Regions from separate parts of the Homo sapiens genome. Here region 2 is linked to region 1. A link is a loop called in an ENCODE intact Hi-C map of the cell type or tissue named here. Cell type or tissue: heart left ventricle. All regions are shown on one strand. Each heading gives the region's core, and the rest is flanking DNA. Links, peaks and the distances in the headings are about the cores only.

Evidence for each region. Peaks named below come from ENCODE experiments on the same cell type or tissue, not always from the same donor. Only the 100,000 strongest peaks of a DNase experiment are listed, where the experiment ranks them.
Region 2: it touches region 1 in a loop (2.2-fold over the local background); 3 of 110 quality-filtered maps call a loop at or near these places.

The regions. Positions count from the first base shown.
Region 1 is chr6:147,544,175-147,552,518 of GRCh38, reverse strand. The region is part of intron 1 of SAMD5 (sterile alpha motif domain containing 5); the gene reads right to left. Among named protein-coding and RNA genes, the nearest start is that of SAMD5, 40 kb to the right of the region's middle. In heart left ventricle, for the core only: no CTCF peak of the experiment used is centred there; no DNase peak of the experiment used is centred there; H3K27ac peaks cover 290 bases.
Region 2 is chr6:147,598,484-147,606,827 of GRCh38, reverse strand. It overlaps a transcript of SAMD5 not described here. Among named protein-coding and RNA genes, the nearest start is that of SAMD5, 94 kb to the right of the region's middle. In heart left ventricle, for the core only: no CTCF peak of the experiment used is centred there; no DNase peak of the experiment used is centred there; H3K27ac peaks cover 2,278 bases.

The DNA.
Region 1 (8,344 bases), core at 124-8,123:
TCCAAGAGTCTTGTATTAATTCCTCAAGGGTCTATGTTCTTTGGATTGGGAGCCACTTTCCCAGGGGAATGGTATCTTCTGAAGTGGAAATTGGATTCTTAAAGAAAATTCAATTACATTAAAATAAAAATTCATTAACTGAGAAAAAGGTGAACCCCAGAATCCCAACTTCAACTATAACATGCTTGCATTGGTTAATGTACAACAGGCAAGAGGTCTTTACAGTATTACTTCAAGAAGCAACAGGCCAACATTTTATATGTCTTCTCTCAGAATAGCTGTATTTCCTCTCCACATAATCTCCCACAGTTAGCCTTAAAACATTTCATTGTTTACTCCTTCAGGAATCTGTCTCACTGCAGCAAAGACATTAAACAGCAAAGAACACAGATAATCCCTTGTAGTTTCTGCAGGAACCTCAATTCCAGAGATAAAATAGAAAGGACCCAAATTTCCTGGAACTAATACAGACCCATGGAAACATCCCAGAGCAAGAACATAGAAGCTCAACGGGTGGGATATTTTTCAGAAAATTTAAACTCCGATAACAAGGATTTTAGAACCTCTCTTCTGCTGATAGGAGCTTCCTCTGTGTGACATAGAATACAAACCCAAACACTGGTTTTTCAGGTTTAAAAATATTACATATATATAAATTAAAATGTTAAAATACATATATACATATATATATATATATATATATATAACATATATATAAGAATCACATTTAAGAATAAGGTCTCCAATTCTTTTCTTCTGTGCTTTTCATTTCGTTTGAGATCGAATAAAAAATAACCTTTCACATTACTGCATTTTACTATCACTTTAAGGGAGTTGTTTTTATTTTAGGACATAATGTGCAAAATCATGCTATTCAACATTACATTATATTCACACATCATGGAAGTTAAATAAAGACACCTTGCTGATTTCTTAATATAGATTCAGCTAAGATTAGTTATGCATCTGCCACCTTAACATTCAGATTGGGGGTAGAAAAAAAAAGGCTTAGTTAAAAATCACACTCGCATGGTAAGTGCTTAGAATTTCATGGTTCATTTAAGAGCATCACAATCAAGAACTTAATTACGTTAAAAGAAAATGGTATTTCCTTAACAGCCAAAATTACATTCCCCCTTAATTTCTCTCCTTCACCCCACAAAGTAGAGCATTTTCCTTAACCTCTTGTTTTTTGACCTATGAAATAAGGGAGTTAGCTAGATTATTTTAAGACCCGGTTCTATCATGCTGTAATTTTATGATTTTTAGGGAATAGACTGATGAGGAGGCAAAAAGGGAACAGAGCCTAGACACTATGAGAATTTGGCCAATTCAATTCCTAAATGAAACAGTATTTCTCCTGGCACCTAACAACTGAACTGTGCCCCAGGGCGCTGTCAGTGGTCTGAGAACTTCGAGTGGAAGGGCAGCAAGGTATTACAGAATGACAGCTATCCCAACCCCTCTACTGTGCTTCCACATTTGAAATTTGTGTCTAACAACATGCTATTCAATCACTGAATGTCAAAAAACATGGATGCCTCACAACGAAAATCTGTGTGTTATGGCACCAGGATGGACTGAGAACTAATAATGGGAGGGTTTATATATATATATAAATATAAGAGGTATAAGTGCAGTTTTGTTACACGGATATATTGAGTAGCAGTCAAGTCTGGGCATTTTTAGTCTAACGGTGACCCCAATAATGTACATTGTTCCCATTAAGTAATTTCTCATCCCTCACCTCTGCCCACCTCACACCCTTCTGAGTCTCCAATGTCTGTTATTCCACATTCTAGGTCTATTGTACACATTCTTTAGCCCTCACCTCAAAAGTGAGAACATGCTGGTTTTGACTTTCTGTTTCTGAATAGTTTAACTTAACATAATGGCCTCCAGTTCCATCTATATTGCTGCAAAAGACATAATTTCACTCTTTTATATGGCCGAATGGTATTCCATTGTGTATATATACCACATTTTTTTAATCTAGTCATCCATTGATGGATACTTAGGTTGATTCCATATCTTTGCTATTGCGAATAGTGCTGTGATAAACATATGAGTTCAGGTATCTTTTAATATAATAATTTCTTTTCCTTTGGGTAAATATCCAGTAGCAGGATTGCTGGATCAAATGGTAGTTCTATTTTTAATTATTTAAGAAATCTCTGTACTGTTTTCCATAGAGATTGTACTAATTTACATTCCCACCAACAGAGTATAAATGTTCCCTTTCCCTTCAACATGCTATTTTTTGACCTTTTTGTTTTAAGAGAGACAAGAGTCTCATTCTGTTGCCCCGGCTCTAGTGCAGTGATCATGGCTCACTGTAACCTCAAACTCCTGGGCTCAAGCAATCCTTTTTCTTCAGCCTCCCAAGTAGCTCAAACTACAAGTGGGCCACCATGCCCATCTAATGTTTTTATTTTTTTAGAGACAAAGGTCTTGCTATGTTGCCCAGGCTAGTCTCAAAATCCTGGGCCCAAGTGATCCTCCTGCCTTAGCCTCCCCCAGTGTGGGGATTACAGGCATGAGCCATCTCGTATGGCCTATTTTTGACTTTTTAATAATAGCCGGTTGATAGAGGATTAATGGGGGAAGGGAGAACTTATTTTTAAATCAGCAAATCTAACAATAACTTCCAGTCTAAGTAGCAAACTGTTTGTGTTCTGCAAGTTACTATAAATGTACAGTATAATCCTCCATGCTATAGAAGTACATAATTTGCTCCGGTGGTGGATAATGTTCAAGTTGGTTCAATTCAAAGAGAATCTAACTGGTGATGAGTCATGTTCTCCCAGTAAACAAAACATGAGGCAAAGGCTCATATGTAGATAGTTTATTTGGGAATGTGATCCTAGAGAGTAAAAGGAAGGAGTGAGTGAAACAAAGAAGGAAAGCCCAAAACCGACGCGATGTGTGAAGGGGTTGGCTGCTTGGTGATGTGTTGCTCTATTATGGAAAACCTTTCCAGGAGCCTTAGGAAATACATCTCAGAGCTGTGCATGAAAAAAGAACAAGGAGAGAAACATTTATCCATCACCTTCCATTACTCATTTGTCAAGGTTTGTCTCATGGATGTTAATATCCTTGCACTTCCTGTTCATACATGTATGAGTGCCAGTCAGTTCCCACAGGAGTACATGACAAAGTTAGAGGAACCTCTGGACTGAAAGCAAGAAGCACAGGCCTAAACCAATGAGCTGCTAGGGTGCACCTATGTGATGCTGGTTGAAACTCATGCAGAGCTGTTTGCTCAACCGTGGCTGCAATAGGAATTCAGGCCAAGATGATTTGAACTGGTGCACGCAAGTATCAGGCGTTTATCAGTCAGGATGGGCCAGTTCTGCTTCAGTAACAAATGACCTCACAGTTTCAATGGCTTTCAACAATGAAGTTTTATTTTTCACTCATGCTACAAATCCAGTATGGGTCAGCTATGGTTCTGTGCCATTTTCTTCACTCCAGGATCACTGCCAGTCATTGTGACTAAGGGAAAAGATTTAATTTGTGAACCATGCACAGTTTTGTAAAGCTTCTGCTTGGAAGAGAGCCACATCACTTCTACTCACCTTTCATTAACCAAAGCATGTCAGAGTTCAAAGGGTTAAGACACATAATACTCCTGCAGGGAGGGGCAATGCAAGAAAGGTGATTTCAAGAGGAGAAATACAATCTGTCATACTCTGCCTTCATTTTCATGGGGAGAAAGCCAAGGGTAAGAGAAACAATTCACTTCAGGGAACCCTGTGCAAATTCCTTCACAGCACCATCTTTTCTTTCAGCACATGACCACCCAATATTTTTAGAAATATTAAGTCCTAATCAAGAAAGCAGATCATTTTGGAAACAAAGGGAAAAAAGGCATAGAGGATACCTTTGGGAGAAGCATTTGAAATCATCTAATTCCTCTACTGTACATTCTTCATTTGATAGATGTTGAGATGAGTTCTGTTCTCAGAATCACAAACGAATTGACTTCTAAGCAAGTTAGTCACAGACCTGGGACTAGGACTTGGTTCTCTGCATTTCCCATTCTGGGGTAAAGTTAACAGGGAACACATAATTCTGTATTCAAATTGGGAAGCAGAGAATAAACAATTAGACATGTAACATAGACAATTTCAAATTCTGCCACGTTCTAGAAAGACAGTAAGAGAGTGATATGATAATGAGTGGTGGGGTACCGAAATGATGGTCTCTCTGAGGAGGCAACATGTACAAAAACTATTAAACCATTCATATAAAATCACAACCTGATTTTTAATAATAGTTAGCAACATTATCCTCTAAGGGATACTGTTCATCTATTAAGATCTCTGAATGGCTTTTACCCTCTGTGCTGTCTCTCTACTTCCCACTCCCCGCTAAATCTCTTTCTCTTAATTGGCTATTATTATATTTTTTCTTGTTGAACTTATTAAATGAGATTTTATGAGTGCTGTTCTTAATTTGAAAATCAAGGAAGTAAACTATTCTATATGCCCATTACCTAAATTAAGTTGCTCTTTAAGTATTTTCTGTATATCAAGAAGCCTTTAAAAGAAAATTCATATTCTCTCCCCACCAGCTTCAGCCACCTCCTCTTCCCCTATCAGTATCTAATTCTTGTTGAAGAAAGATTTCTTACTTTTCAATTCTGCATTTGGGCAAAACTACAGGTTCCATGAAAAAACTTCCTTCCTAAGCTATATTTCTTGGGCAGAAATAAACGCAGTCAACGGATTTCTAAGAATGACCCCAGTGATTCCTCTTCTTGTGTAATCCCCTCCGTTTCGAGTGTGGGTGGAGCCTGTGAATATATGATAGATGGCGCTCCCACGATGAGCTTACAGTACATGACAAAAGGGAGATTATTCTCTCGGGTTGGTCTAATCTAATACCTTGAGCCCTTTAAAGTCATAGTGTTTCTCTGGCTGGAAAATAATAAGTCAGAGAAATTAAAAGTCTGCGAAGATCCAACCCACCATTGCTGGTTTGAAGATGGAAGGCGCCACATGAAAAGAAGTGAGGGCAGCCTCCAGCTCAAGAGAGTGGACCATGGCTAACAGCCAGCAAAGCAAACGGGAACCTCCTGTCTGTAGCTGCAAGGAATTCTCCCAACAAACTAAATGAGCTTGGAAGTGGATTCTGCCCCCAGAACCTCCAGATAGGAGCCCCGGCTGGCTGATACCTTAATTTTGGCTTTCTGCAACTCTGAGCAGAGAATCCAGTCAAGCTTGAGGCTTGCCCAGAATTCTCACCCACAGAACTATGAGATAATAAATGGATGTTATTTTTAGCAGCTAAGTTTGTGGCTATTTATTATGCAGCAATAGAAAACTAATGCAACATGTAACTAAATTTATCAACCGAGGTGTTCTGTTAAACAGCTAAATAATGACTCTTTCCCACCTTCAGAATGTGCACCATTAATTCTCACAAAAGAAAAGAGCATTCAACAGGGGAAAGAGGGAGGAGGTCAGTGATGGAAAGGCAGGACCCAAAGTGGGACCGACTAATGGGAAACGCCAACGCTGCCCAGCTGTATGGTGTTATTCTCAGGTGAGGCCATCAACTACTCTAAAGAAAGAAAGAGGCAGAGTAACTAGAATAAACTACAGTGTACCAAGCCACTAGTGATAGGAATCTAGATACAACCAGCTAATTTTCTTTCCAATTCTTAGCACATAGGGCAGAAGGGAATGGGGATATCAAGAAATTTTTTAAAAGATGCCATGCATTTTTGGCATTTTTCTGATTGTAAATTCACATGATTATATTCAGAGAGTTCAGAAGCATTTTACATACTACAGCAGACAAAACTCTGTATTCATCTAATGCCATTTGATTTTCCTCTTTCTTAGCACACACACAAAAAAGGCTTTAGTTCCCAGGGTCTCTTACAGATAGGTTGGGGCCACTTGATGGAGCTCTGGTCAATGGGATGTAAGCAGAAATAACAGAAGTCACTTCCAGGCCTCACTCTATTTTTTTTTTTTTGAGACAGAGTTTCGCTCTTGTTGCCCAGGCTGGAGTGCAGTGGCGCGACCCTGGCTCACCGCAAACTCCACCTCCTGGGTTCAAGAGATTCTCCTGCCTCAGCCTCCCAAGTAGCTGAGATTACAGGCATGCGCCACCACACCAGGTAAATTTTTGTATTTTTAGTAGAGATGGGATTTCTCCACGTTGGTCAGGCTGGTCCCGAACTCCCAACCTCAGGTGATCCACCCGCCTTGGCCTCCCAAAGTGCTGGGATTACAGGCGTGAGCCACCGCGCCCAGCCCAGGCCTCAGTCTTAAAAATCATCCTGCGCCAGTCTTCACTTGTCCCTGAAGAGGTCATGTTTTAAGATGATAGGCCACCAGATGGAGGGAGCTTGGACCCCTGAGTCACTGAATGGAAGAAAGCCTCCACAGACCCTAAGGACTTCGCAGGAGCCAGAAATAAGCATTTATTATGTTAAGGTTTCGAATTTGGGGGTTGGAGGTGGGGCAGATATTTTCTTATTAAACCATACCCTACCTTATCCTGAATAATACCCACATATTTTCTCATTTGATTTAACAGCTTTATATGCAGTCTCTTTCTCTTAGATATTTATCTTGTTTTAGCATAACACCCAAGCATTACACAGGAATTTGAATATCAAATTTAATTAATGTTACAAGAAATTCCTATCCTAATACACTTTGATGTTTATATTAGATGATTTCTGTCTTACATAAAATATAAAGAAAGGTATATAACCTGATTTATGTATGTATATATGTGTGTGTCTGTGTTTTATATATACACACACACATGCACACATTTGTACTTGTGTGCACCTGAGTATAAATATATACACACATATATGTAAATTTATACATAATTACTAGTAATAGGAATAATGACAAACTCCCTTCTGCAATGCCAAATTAAAGTCCGCTTATCCTTAACTACATTTCCATCCCCCACAGCCCCTGCCCCCAAATCAGGCAAAAAGCCTCCCTCTCAGATCTTTTCAGCTAATTTAAGGAATGTCAACATGGAACAAAGACAAGTTATTGCAAGAACTTGCATTTGTTTAGTGTGGAGAAGGACCCACAATGAGAAATTTGGAAAAGGTGTTAACTATTTACAAACCAGGAGGCAAAAGTAAATTCACTGAACTCTCTAACTCAATCAACTCATTTTCCATTTACTTGAATTTCAAAAGACCTAAAAAGAGACAAAGGACTAATCCGTATTCGTTAATGTACAAGATTATAATTAATCTAATGTCTGCTTCAAATTTACTATTATCTATTAAAGAATAAATAATTTTACAGTCCTCTAATGTAGGTCTTAAGCTTTAAATCACTGACCATAACTAATAAGCAGCTTAATAGCAAGAATGCCCTAAATAGAGCCACAGACCACAATTTCACCGAGCATAAATCATCATCATTTTTAATGCAAACGCAACAGCAAATCTCTGTAATTACTGGGTGCATTTTGAATCATTTTTATTATTACTGCACTGGCCCCATTAAAAACCCAAAACTGAACTGCATGGAATATAAAACTGGAATTATGACACACTACAAACTCTAATTGAAATCCATAAATTTTCTACTAGTATCCAGAATTTATTTTGTTGTCAAAGAATTTCAGCTATGCAGAATTAACTTTGAAAGTGTTCATTTTGTCTACAGCAATAAGTAACAGCATTTTACACTGCCAAATTTGGTGGTCCATTCTGAAACAAAATTATGTGAATTGTTTCTTATTCGCTCAGGATTTTACATTTCTACAGCAAATAATGATATGCAAAAAATAGAGTAAAAATCATATAGAATATACCATCAACAAAAGGATATAAAGCAGTACATCACTTCCCATCCCACTGCAAAACCTCCACCCATCAGAGCTGACTACAACAGACCCTGCAATGTCAGCATAAATGAATCTCCTTACTAAAAATGGCAAAGGTATGTCGCTAAATTTGCAAAAGGGTAACAAGGACACTATGACAACAGTTTTATTTGTGTGAATATAAGAAATGAATACAGGATAATCCACCAAGCCATTCTGAGAGATGGCCATACTCTGAATATAACTTTCTATATAAGTTTAAGTGCTTATAACTTAATAATCACTTCTTAAAAACCCTTAATACTCCTCTGATGAGGGATACTCTAGATAACTATAAGTCATGTTGTTTTGCTACACATATAAATTTATATAAATGTTACTCTGGGAAGAATGATTGGTTATGTGGGAAAATCTAAGATAGTGTATCTTTCAGAATTTCAGATAAATATTCCATAAATACTGGAATTCACATGGACATATCTAAATATACTATTTACTATTAACATCATACAGCTGATCA
Region 2 (8,344 bases), core at 243-8,242, 54 kb before region 1:
GACCTTGTGAAAAGGCTGTGCTTAATCTCACTGTTTCTCAGTTTCCACATCTGCAAAGTGAACTATAAACATGTTGTGAGGATTAATTGAGAGTATATATGTATATTTTATACATATTTATATTTATATTTATATTTCTTAGACTAGTGCCTGGCACAGTTAGTGGTTTGAAGGTATGTACTATTACAGTTGTTACTGTGATTCCTCTATCTGTTACCCACTATCTAGACTCTATTTAAAAAGTCTTTTTTTTTAAGTTAGCTGTCATTTTTTAGATAATAATAAATAAATAAAAATAAAAAGCAAAAATGCAGGGGTAACAGATGTTCCATGTGCCATGCAGACATAAAGATTATTGCAATTAAGGACTTACCGTGGGCCATCAGGCCTGCCTAATCTCACCCATGGCTTTTTTTTTTGTTCTGTTTAGTTTTATTTAATAAGTCCAAGAGCACTATTAAAGCCTCAACATTTGCCAAGAAGGAAATCAAGTGGGAATCCAAGAAAACAACCCAACAACAACAAAAGATCACTTTACAGTACATCAGACACAAAGGGGGCCACCAAAGTCACTGAAGGCCACCAAAGCCACGCGTGCCCACCTTCCGCACATTTCTTGGGTCCTGTCTACTGCACCCACGCCATGGGGTCATCTAGTCTGGGCTGGGCAGGAATCCCCCTGAGAGAATGCCCATCCTCCTGTAAACAGCCGGAAGATAAAAATGTTCTTCCTTTTATTGAGCAGAATAGAACCTAATTCTGTCTGTGGGATCAAACAGAACCGATCTAATTCCTTCCTCACATGATAATCCCAGAGTTTTTGAATGCTGTTATTCATGCGTTCATCAAATATCTGCTGTATCTTGTGTGCCAACCCTGCTCTGGGCCCACTAGAGTCTTCTCTGTGATAAGCACTCCGTGCCTCAAACATACCCCATGGGAAACAGTTTTATTCCCTTTGCCTTTTTGGCTTCCCAGCTTAAAGGAGGAATTTTTCTCCTTTTAAGGTACACTGCCCATCATCAGACACAGTCCTGATGGTAATTGTTTTTATCTTTCGGCTCAACTCATCACTCCATCTTGGATTTCTGTATGATAAATTTGCATAAATTGCAATTAAATTAATGTGAATTCTGTGGAATTTAGGAAAGCATAAAGGGGGTAAGTCTCTGATTTTAATGGAATTTCAATAGGTTTTAAAAATGGGTTAATATTTTTTTAAATCCCTCCCATTCACTCTATTTTCTGTACATTGCTTTGTTTATAGAAAAACCTGGAAAAGTATTTCTTTTCCAAGCATACTACATGGTACTATGGTTTCCAGAATAGGTTGAAGACTGCAAAGATTACTTACAGATTCTTTACCATCCATTCTTATCAATACATTTTATGAAATTAAAATGCTAAAAACAAGGCCAGGTATGGAGGTTCATACTTATAATCCCAGTGTTTTGGGAGGCCAAGGTGAGAGGATCACTTGAGGCCAGAAGTTTAAGATCAGCTTGGCCAACAGAGTGAGACCCCCATCTCTACAAAAATATGTAAAAATTAATCAGGTGTGGTGGTGCATGCCTGTAGTCCCAGTTACCCAGGAGGATGAGGCAGGAAGATTGCTTGAGTCCAGGAGTTCAAGGCTGCAGTGAGATATGATCATGCACTCCAGCCTGGAAAACAGAGCCAGTCCTTGTCTGTTAAAAAATAATAATGAAACAAAATGCTAAAAACAGCAACATGAGCATGACATTGAACTAGTACTGAAAGTGACAGAAGACAGTGTCAGAGAAATCTTAGATGTGGAAATGTAACCAGACCATAAATTCCTTATTTTAGTGGTCAAGGCTCTGATTATCCCTCATATATAAATCAATGGCCACACTTAAGAGCTTTAGAAATTCTTCCTCAAAACCTTTTTAGTTCCCCACTATCTTTTTTATTAAATTTTTAAAAGTCATTATGCTATTCTCCATGCTCCAGCAATCCAATAAGGTATACCCTGGAGTTTTCCTAACATCAACACATGTAGACTGCAGGTATTCTAGAAGACGTATGTAGAAAGCTATCATTAAGGCAATTACGTAGTAGGTAAATTTATTCAGTAAATTTGCCAGCTTTGGTTCACATATTCCATGATGCTGAAGCTTAATTAAGTCAATGCGCTGGAGAATCAAAAGAATTCTTCCAACCAAGCTGAGCAAAAGCTCCTTGGCACTCCAATGAAAGATGAGCCAAAACTAGTTGCATTCTTGAAAACCAGAATTGAAATTGGATCCCCACCTAATGCTGCTGGCATGGGCTCACGTGTTTCAAAACTCCCCAATTCTGCCAACTATGTTTTTCCCTCTCTTGAACGTGATTTTGTAATTACATAGCACTTAACCTAACAGGAAAACTATCTTTTGGCTGGAACTTATGTGGTAGGGGGAAAGGGGCATAATTTCCTCAAAGCTCATTCCAACCGGAGAACATGTTTGCTGTCCTCTTTCTTTTGTCAAAAACTGTCAGGTCTTTATAGGAGGAACAATTAAGGGCAATGTTAAAAATGAGACTTTTCACTGATCTAAGAATAACTCAAGTCATAAGTTCTGATACTTAAGCATCATTTAGTAAAAAAAAAAAAAGTTAGTACATTGATGTAAAAAGTAATCTTGTCAGTCTGGCATAACTCACTTTGGCTGTTGTGCTAAATTTGCAATTTTTCTAGTCGTCAGTCTTCGTGTTAGAAACAAAACATTATTTTATCATAATATTAAGCCTATATTCCAGATTAAACACCAGGGTTATTAAATTTAAAATTGTGTATTTTTAATCCAACCACTATGGGAAATTAAGGCCTAAAAATATACATGCCACCTCATAAGCTAAGATAGAATGTCTTCTAGAAAGAATGTTAGAGAGTAGTATCAACGAAAGCTAGAAGCATACAGAGACTAACTCCATCCTGCCCAGCTTTCAATTTCTGCATAAACATGGACAAATCAAACCCTCCAGCTCCCAGTAAGGAAGATAGCTTGTTTTTTGTTGTTGTTGTTGTTTTTTTTTGTTTTGTTTTTTAATGAAATGAGTGTACTCTGTTCATAAATATGCCAAATGTCAATTTACATGAACCCTTTGTGAACAGCTTAGTGAAAAGGTATTGGTGAGGAAATTGGGAAACCTGTGTTCCAGACTTGGCTTTACACATAACCAGTTCTGTGACACTGAGCTGCCCTCACTGGTTCCCAAAAGAACTGAAGAGCAGCCAGGCCCTGGTGCTGGGAGATGCAGCCACTGAGAGGCTGTCACATTCTTGTCGCTCCTCCAACTCAACTTACTATTGTCAGTTTCTAACTAGAGCAAATTTGAAGCACTGATCCCTGTAGTTTTGAAGTAAGGATTGCCTTTGGGGAATGTCTGACTCTAATAATAATAATTTTTAAAAGGTCAAAGCTAGAAATCTAATGAAAAAGGATCTCTCTGTTCATCAATATAAACCCATCAGTATAACATCTATATATACCTCCATGCTCAGAAAAATTATTGTATAGGGCACTGAAAATATTATACTGGGTAATATATCTGTGGGCCTGAAATTGTGTTGCCAATAGACTGTTTTATTAATATGTCCCCGAAACTCAATTTAATTTCTGTTGTAATTACCCTGAAATAACTTCAGTTAACATATTTGATGTAATTCCCCAAGAAGAAACATAAGATCTGTTTCTTTTTACAGAATGAGAATCTTGAACTTGGGTAGTCTTATCTTTTCAATTTCATCTTTACTTTTACATGGCCTTAAAATTATAGCACAGTAATTTGTGTATACTTAGGAAATGTATTTCCATTCCATCCATTCCTTCCATTTCAGTTGATTCTTATCAACTTCAAATAATGTAGCCCCTTTTCCATTAGTTCCAGACAGAGTTGTGCTTTCAGCATCCCTCAGCCTCCGCAACCACACATTTCATTTTAGCATTATTGGCCTGAATATTTCTCTCTTCTATTTTTAATTATCTATTAATTTTTCTTATTCTAGAACTACTCTATTTTATTGGGTGAGTTTTTTTTTTGTTTGGTTGGTTTTTGTTTCTTTGTTTGTTTGTTTTTTGAGACAGAGTCTCACACTGTCTCCCAGGCTACAGTGCAGTGGTGCAATCTTGGCTCACTACAACCTCCGCCTCCCAGGTTCAAGCGATTCTCCTGCCTCAGCCTCCTGAGTAGCTGGGATTACAGGCAACCGCCACCATGTCTGGCTAATTTTTGTATTTTTAGTAGAAACGGGGTTTTGCCATGTTGGCCAGGCTGGTCTTGAACTCCTGACCCCAGATGATCCACCCACCTTGGCCTCCCAAAGTGCTGGGATTACAGGCCTGAGCCACCACGCCTGGCCTATTGGGTGAGAATTTTTGTGACAATGTTTGTTTCCACAAGGATCACTTCAAACATCGCAAAGGAACACTTCTGAAATATGACCTATCCCTATATACTATCCCTATAGGTAATTTGGAAAAAAATACATTAGTATAATTTTTAATGCAGAATTAATGGCATTAACTCAGCACTGTTACCCCTTCCAGTCCAGTTGTTTGGTTTAGAATTGAAAATGTTATGTCAAAAATGACACACTTTCATTCTTTAGCCTGTCCAACCCAAATGGGAATGAAAGATATCTAAGAAGTGAGAGGTTTGACCAGTTCTCAAGTTGTTATGTAGTTCTCAATCTGTGTGAGGATATTTTTAAAATGTGAAATGCATTTGTGTCTCTTACAAAGTAAGACAGCAAAACCAGAATGAAACAAGTTGCTGCAATTTGATGTGAGCAAATTCAGGCAGCTGCTGTTATACTAACGAGATCGGAGGTCTCTTCCAACTCTGCTGAGTCTTCAGCCCCTTCTTTTAGGACAATCGAGTGCTAATTCAAGTGAAGGAGGCAATGCACCAAGATAGCTTTCACGAAATATGAACACTCCCTAGCACCCATTCCTTCTGGCAGCTGCTTCTTCATGAAAACCCCAAAATGCATAATTGCATTCACGGTGAAGTAAGCTGTTTTAAATCTATGGGTCGACCGGCAACATACCATGATTCATCCTTTAGTACCATATGAGACATGAAGAACAGTAACATGAGACAAAAATAATGCTTTCACTTAATAATTTAATTTTGTTTCTTATTTTTTGTCTTTCTAACAAGTGTTTCAATTCATGACCAGGACTGAGCATTATAATCTACGGTATGTTTATCTTCAAACGACGTGTACATGGACGTGTGTTCCGTTGGGAAGGTCTGATCAAAGTGTGCGCTCAGGACATACCAAAGTTCCTACTCTCTAAAACAATATTAAACTGACGTGTACAATTTTTTTTTTAAATCACAAGTTACAGTCAGATACAAATCATTCAGTAAATTAAGTCCTTACATGAGTTAGAGAAATTGTTCTAGACATAAAAATAAACTGATTATCCAAATATCTGAATGAAATAGTTGCCTATAGTCCAGCAAAAAAAAAAAATCTGATTTATGGTGTTCAGGGTATGTACAAATAAGGTACATTTATAATCTATAAACTCATATGGGAGAAACCTGATGGATTTTGTGATTTGCTTATTTTTGGATACTCATTTCCTAATGAACTGCTGCCAAGTTGCTGGCTACACCACACTGATGGAGAATAAAAGATGGATCTCAAACATGCTCCACTGGAGGAGCATGCAAACTTGGTCGCATCTGTCTGGGGTCAGCTTGTGTATTCTAAATGAAACCAATAGAAAGCTAATAAATCTGTCAGCCTTTCATGTTATGTTTGTCACCCAAATAAAATAATCATAGTTCAGTCCCAACCACAGCAAGAACATCCCACCTGTGTTTTTGAAGATTCTACGATTGTGATGATCTAGTTTTAAGTCTTAGGATTCACTCCATATTGCCTGGTGCACTGTTCACACACAGTCAAGGGTAGAACTGCTACAGCAGCATTCGATTTCCTTAAGGAAGCTGATTCGAGATAGCCTCATCTCACCTTTGCCCTCATCCACAAGAATCCATAATTTGTTCTCACACTTTCTGCTTTCTCAAAGTCTCTTGAAGATTCCTATTACCATCCGACAGAACATAGAGACCCTGTGATCAAGTCTTGACAAGCCTCATCTCATTAGTGCCATTTTTAATCATCAAGGGTGACAATCCATGATAAATTATGTCAAAACATAGGATTCTAAATGAGGAGAGGGAGAGTGGAGAAAAGTGATGTACTCCAAGAATAGATATGTTTCTTTATCTAATTTTGAAAGTGAAGAGAAAGACAAATCTGAGATCAGGGAACCCTGTGGACTAGACAGGAGGGTGGGAGGAGGCTCCATATGAAACTCCCAAGAATGGGAGGCTGGTCATTGCTCAGTGTTGTTTCTTTACATCTTTTATCTATCAAGGAATAGAAAATCTATCTGAAGCCAAGAAGAAACATCAAAGAAAAGTTTGCCATCTCTAAATATGGATTCCTCCTTAGTTTCTATGCAGGCACAGGCTGAGTCCCAGGTGAACTCCCTAGAGCAGGGCTGGAGTGACAGCAGAGATACCTGGGAGACGAGGGGTCAGGGAGAACTGCTGCAGAAGTCATTACAGTTCCTGACTAAATAGAATATCCATGAGGAACCATTCCTACGACCCTTTCCACTGGGAAGGAGCTCCTCATGGACCCAGAGGCTTAATATCTAGCACCTGTTCTGACCACAGTGCAAAGAGGATCCATGTTCCCTGGTCACTTTTCCTCTGAGTGGCCCTCACTCCCAAACCAGAATGCTCCAGGAGAAACAGGCAGCAGGAGAGGGATGGGGTGACCACGACTGGTCCCACACACACCTCCTGGTCCCATACACACCTCCTGGTCCCATACACACCTCTTGGTCCTATATATACCTCCTGGTCCCATACACACCTACTGGGACCTCTTGGAGCCCTAGCAGTACACTAAGTTCAGCATTTGTTTCCTTATTGCCACAGAGGTCAGGCTGGTCCAGTAAAATACATGTAAATAACACTTTTACATGAATAACTGAGAAACAGCCAATGACCAGCCTGGTAGTGAGGGCTTTGGCTTTACCAAGCAGTGAAGCAAAATTGTGTTCATTTCACAAACCTCTTGTGACAAGAAATGGAACAGAAATATGAACTGACAATGGTTCTGGTTCTCTTCACTTCTAATTCTAACTCAGGAAAGAAACATCCAAGTCGAATGCTGAGGCCTCAAAGGAGACCACAGAAAAGTATGTGGACATGTCCTTTTACCCCCAAAGGATTTCACTAGTCAAAATCTTAGATTTTATCTGGAAAAAAAGAATTTAAAAAAATTTTAAAAATATATTTTCCCTCCATTTCTGACAACTTCTATGGCTAGATTAGATTAGAATTTGTACTTTAATAATTAAAATGTGCTCACAGATTCATTGACATTTTACAGTTTTAGAAACCTTATCTCACTGCAAATTTTAAATTGTTGTGGCAAGCAAAATTATCTGAAACTTATCACAACATTGTCCAGTCTGAAAATACAAAGCTCTTAGCCCTGTTTGTCTCTTTTACTGCCTTCTTGCCTTTAGAGTCAGGCTTCTTTCAAGAAACCTATACATTCTCCTTCTTATCCACTTCTCAACCCATAGCAATTTGGCATTCTTTACCATCACTCCATCAAGGTCACAGAAGTCCTAGCCTTGCCCAATCAAAGGGACACTTGGAACCATTTGGTATGCTTCCACTTGCCTCTTGGAACTCTCCCTCATCTGCAACTTCCACCGCTGTGGTTCTCAGTTCTCCTCCTGCTCCACTGACCACATGTCCTCAGTGTTCCATGACACAGTGTCAGCGTTCATTACTGAACAACTCTCCTGCCCTCCCTTGAAATGTCTGTGTTCCCCAGAAGAACATCCTCAGCCTTTGTCTTTTTAATTTGTGCATATTCAGTTCCAGTGAATCCATAACCTCAACTCCTACCCAGGTTTTTTCTTCTCTCCTGTCCTCTTCCCCAACTTCATGCACTTGGGACACACCTTCAGGACACAAATCAACACAGTGCTAAATATTAATAATAGATACACAGTAGGTGCAGATTGATGAATGAATGAATGCACGCACATGTCAGATGTACAGAAGAGGATGTTCTTAACTCTGCAGGGGATTCAAGGGCTGGATTCCAGAAAGAGGAGAACGAGATGTCTGGATTCTATTCGGTCTTCCCAGTGCAATTTCTCATGGCTACCTGTGAAGTCAGCATCATCATGATTATCCACTTTTTAACCTATGTAGACACAGGGTAGATGAATGCCTCGAACCCAGGGCTTTCTGATTCAAAAATCTATATTGTTTTCTGCTGTAC